Linked DNA regions of Mus musculus: region 1 is linked to region 2. The links are chromatin loops, found by intact Hi-C in ENCODE. Cell type or tissue: heart. All regions are shown on one strand.

Region 1 (2,500 bases), 130 kb after region 2:
GTTTCATTGCTGTGAAGACACCACAACCAAGGTGACTCTTATAAGGACAACATTTAATTGGGGCTGGCTTACAGGTTTAGAGGTTCAGTCCATTATCATCAAGGATGGAATATGGCAGCATCCAGGCAGGCATGATGCAGGAGGAGCTGAGAGTTCTACATCTTCATCTGAAGGCTGCTAGAAGACTGACTGCCTCCCATGTGGTTAGGAGGAGGGTCTTATTGCCCATCCCTACAGTGGCACACCTCCTCCAACAAGGCCACACTTACTCCAACAAGGCCACATCTACTCCAACAAGGCCCCACCTCCTAATAGTGCTATTCCCTGGGCCAAGTATATTCAAACCACCACACCCACTAAGAGTGATCCCCCTTCACATGAACTAAGGACCTTAGTCTATCTACATAAATCCCTGTGCCATATAGAACACTGTCACAGGAGTCATACCTATTCTGCCCACAGCTTTTATCTCCACTCAAGGAGAAGGAATAATTCAGGATCACGGTCAGGTTGGAACTTTGCCCATCCCAGATGACAATTATACCTCTCTGGACAACGCCTAGAACAAGCTGTCTGCAATGCTTTCTCTTTCCCATCTGGAAAATTTTCTGAGTTTGAAATGGATCTGGTTGTTGAAAGAAAGGGTCCGTTAACACATGGTTTCCCAGCACAATGATGGACACTCCCTCTGGGACTAAACTAATTCTTGACTCATCCTTGGATCTACTCTACTCTTGACTCATCCCTAGATCTAATCTAAAGACCACCAATGGCACAGACATTCCAGAGGGCTGGTGAGGGTACTGGTGTGGCTAAGCATCAGTCACTACCTTAGGGTTCTTGTCCTAGGGAAGTGAGGTGCTGAAGATGCCCAGAATGATAATAGAACAGACTGGGTTACACACACGATAGGCAGCATGAAGGGAACATGTCTGCGCAGAATGCCTCTTCTCTCAGTCCCTTCATGGCTCCAGTCATGCACTCCCGAGTCTTATGCACTATCCAGCTTCCTGTCTTCAATGCTTCAGTAACTGGATGCTAGCATATGTTAAAGATGACAGGAATGGAAGCGTGGGGGAGGGAAGTCATTCCAGTTTCTATCTACATTTGTTGGGCAGAAGATTTAAAATTTTTATTTTTCTCAGCTGTCCTTTTATCACCTAGGGCCTTGTTGTTAACTAGCACATTTTTTCTTTTAGGCTATTTGTGGTAGATCCTTGAAAGGACCCAGGATGAGGTATGTGCAGCTCCCCAAGAGATAGATATTCCTGAAGATCCCTTTACAAACGACTTTGTCCCCCTCACTCCAACTTGGAGCCAATGTGAGGTGTCATTTCATGGCTGATCCTAAAATGTCTGGGAATTTTAGGTGAATAGTAGGTTTAGTCCAGAGGTTTTTGGTCTAAACAGATCTTTATCAGTTCTGGAGTTATTATAATAAGTCAGCAGTTCTCAGCAGAAGGGTTCTTTTGATCTTTGGGTCTGTAGAGTGCTGACTTCTTTTTTTTTTTTTTTTTTGTCACAACAAGAGGTCACTGCTGGCATCTAGTGGTGGAGGCCTGGGATGTTTCTGTCATGGCATGGCACTCCAGATGGCCTCCAGAACTGAGTATCCAATGTCAAACACCAACAGAGTTTAGTTTGAGAAACCTTGAATTGAACCAGCCCAGGCTATGTGACCTTCATCAAGGCAAAGCTGTTCTCTCTGAACTGGGATACCCTCCCACCTCTCTGTGCCCCTCACCAAATCAGGACAAGCAATTCCAGCTGACCTTGGAGGCCTGCCTGCCTTGGGCATAAATTCACCAGGCTGGGTTGGAGGCCTAGGGACATATTGCTGCCTTGATCTCTTGCCATGCTGAGTCCTAGGCGTTCCAAGTATTTACCATCCTCTGCAAGACTGAATTCTCACTCACAGAGGTGAGCCAGGGGCATCACAGGGTGCCAGTGCTGTGTGTGTTCAGTGAATGATTTGACGGAGAGGGAGAGGGAGAGGGAGAGGGAGAGGAGGGAGAGGGAGAGGGAGAGGGAGAGGGAGAGGGAGAAGGCAACTTGGTTAGATTTCTGCTGATCTTTCCAATTTAAGGTAGAAACCCAAAGCTTGACCCTAATGTGCCTTGGTCAGATACAGTACAATCTTCTGCCTTTCTATTGGACATTTCTGGATCAAAGAAATAAATGGTGGGGGAGGGTGGCAAAGCATTTTACTTTTCCTTAGAAAGAAAAGGAAGTTGTAGATTGTGAAACCCATTGATTTATAGTGTTTCTCTTCCCTCCTATCTCTGGGTAGAGAAATGGAACTTACTTTTCTTGCCCTGTGACTTTAGGTGTGGTTCCGTGGCTTTAGGCTAAACTCAACTACGTGAAATGATTTATCTGCAGTGTGTCCTTGAGTGTATGACTTAGCTTTTGCCTCAGTTTCCTTATCTGTCAAGTGGAGATTACAGTCCTGCCTACAGACTGGGTTACTGTGATAATCAAATGGGTAAATATTTACCAG
Region 2 (2,500 bases):
AAGCGTGGGTCTGGACTCCCAGCATCCTTCAGTCTGTGTAGGTTCATTCTCTATTGCTCCATCAGACGCCTGCAATTTTAAAGGGCTGATTTCTCTGAGTGAGAGAGTGCGGGTAGAAAGGAGACCTTCGCGTAGTAGAGCACCGTGAAGCTGCGGTGTGACGCTCTCCCACAGAGCCTATTTCCCTGTTTGGATAACGGCAATTTATTATTCCATTGCCTTTAAAGATGGAGTCCATCATTCCGATTAATTTAACTGGGGAAATGTATGCATGTGATCTAATGGAGCAAACAGGCATGGGGAATGATTTTAGTCAGACTGCCCGGAATGGTCTTATTTTAACACAGTACATAATGGCCTCTGCTCACTTAGTAGCCAATTGTTAAACGAGGTGGCCAAGGAAACTGAGTCTGGCCAGGCAGAGAAGAGGCTGGTCCTATCTCTAGTTCTGCTGTAGGCTCCACCCTTGCTCCCAGGTGCCCCCAGCTGAGTCTGAAAATAGGGTCCTGGTTTCTGGGTGTCTGACTATTCCGGGTGGCTTCTGCAGTCAGCCTTGTTATGGACAAGGAAACTGAGGCGACAGGGACTCTCACCTGCCTAAGTCACCACGTCGAAACAGAACATTGACTGGAGGTGGAGTTCTCAGTTCCGGGGCCAGCACCTAACTGCCTTGCCACAGAGCTTTGAACAGTCTGTGAGATGAAAGGGCCCTCTACTGGAAGGGGGAGCATAAAACACTCACAGAGTCCTCACTATAGAGGCTGCGCTTAATCAGACAGTCAGGGAAAGGCTTGCATTGGGAAACAGAAGGAAGACACGCAAAACCCCGGTAAAGAGTGATTACCAGAGGCTGAGATAGAATACATACAGAATTAAAGCACTAGCTCAGTATGCGTAAGACTCTGGCTATATCCCAGGAGGTACAGGAATATAAGAGGAAAAACTGCAGGTAAGGTAGCTCGTGCCTGTTGATCCCAGCATTTGGGCAATGGAAGCAGGGGTATCAGGAGTTCAAGGTCACCCTCTGCTACACAGCAAATTCCAGGTCAGCCTGGCTGGAAAAACTAAGAGTGAGAGGAGATTGGAAAATGACAGAGGAAAAGAAAAGAAAACTGTTAGAGCCTTGAGGTTCCAAGATTGGCGCAAGACACACTATGCCTGCCGGAAACCAGCTTTCTTCCACGGGGACGTCAATACCGCGATGTTCCAGAAGGTGGTGCCAGTGTTTCCTAAACCAGCTCAGCACCTCCGGTAGCACTCTTTACCCTTATCCCATCCTTTGTGGGTAGCTTTGGTTTTAAACAGAAAAAGCCTTCGCCTCAACCCCAGGCTGTGGGGAAAACACGCCCTCTGCTGGCGGACTCAGACCGTGTGTGTGTGTGTGTGTGTGTGTGTGTGTGTGTGTGTGCGCGCGCGCGCGCGTACAGTGCACCCAAGCTGTGCTTTGACAGGAGGATCTGGAGACAGGGAGGTTGAAGGGAACCCAGACCTGGGAGCAAGCCCAACTTCTCTCAGCCAAGGCTCTCTGAATAGATGGTTGTTATTTTAGTCCCTACTGCACAGGCCAGAAATGAAGCTCAGACAGGACGCAGCCTGCTAAGGTGGCAGGCCCATCCAGAGCGAGGCTGGCAAGCCTGGTCTTCCCAGCCTGCTGTCAACAACCCACAAAGCTCCTTGTGTACCCAGTAGTCAGTGCGTTCAGAATGTCACCAGAGGGGGATGACGGAAAAATCCCAGTGCTAATTTGTCTTCGTAGTGTTTGCTTTTGTCCTGAAGGCGGAAGCTGATCCTATTAATTGAGGGTTTCAATTAGTTGCACTCAGGCTAACTCTAGGTTTAGTGCGATCCCTTCCCCTTCCCGATCCCCCAGTGACGAAGTGCCTGTAATCTCCGAGGCTTAATATCCTTTACAGGAACTGTGAATAAGCTTGAGTTTTAGGAAGAGGAAGGCAGTGAAAAAGGAGGCCTCTCATTCCAAGGTCCTTAGTCCCACCCTGCAGTGTCATCCACTGGCTAAAGCTTTAGATGTTAAAGATCAGGCTGAACGTGAAATCTGTCTCTCTGTCTCTGTGTCTCTCTCTCCTCCCTCTCTCTCTCTCTCCTCTCTCTCTTTCTCTCTTTCTCTCTGTTTCTCTTTGTATCTCTCCTCTCTTCTCTCTCTTTCTGTCTCTCGCTTTCTCTGTGTGTCTCTCTGTCTGTCTCTGTCTCTCTGTGTGTCTTTCTCTCTCTTTTCCCTTTCTCGCTGTATCTTGCTGTCTCTGTCGCTCTCTGTGTCTCTCTGTCTCTCTCATCTCTTCTCTCTCCTTTCTCTCTTTCTCTCTCTGTCTCTGGCTCTCTGTCTGTCTCTGCATCTCTCTCATCTCTGTGTGTCTCGCTGTCTCTGCCTTTCTGTATCTCTCTCCTCTTTTCTCTCCCTGTCACATCCTACTTCCCCAGTCTCCCACTCTCTCTTCTCTCTATCCCTTTGTCCATTCCTTCCATCTTAATCTCTTTCCCTCAC

What was found. A loop is a pair of places that touch in the nucleus more often than their neighbours do. Peaks named below come from ENCODE experiments on the same cell type or tissue, not always from the same donor. Only the 100,000 strongest peaks of a DNase experiment are listed, where the experiment ranks them.
Region 1: it touches region 2 in a loop (8-fold over the local background); 32 of 42 quality-filtered maps call a loop at or near these places.

What each region holds. Positions count from the first base shown.
Region 1 is chr16:95,208,419-95,210,918 of GRCm38, reverse strand. All of the region lies in intron 3 of Gm31641 (predicted gene, 31641), which reads left to right. Among named protein-coding and RNA genes, the nearest start is that of Gm31754, 31 kb to the left of the region's middle. In heart, a CTCF peak has its summit at 1,561 (motif pointing left); no DNase peak of the experiment used is centred here.
Region 2 is chr16:95,340,416-95,342,915 of GRCm38, reverse strand. No RefSeq gene overlaps it. Among named protein-coding and RNA genes, the nearest start is that of Gm31641, 82 kb to the right of the region's middle. In heart, a CTCF peak has its summit at 1,208 (motif pointing right); a DNase peak (open chromatin) is centred at 1,485; H3K4me3 peaks cover 611 bases; H3K27ac peaks cover 1,187 bases.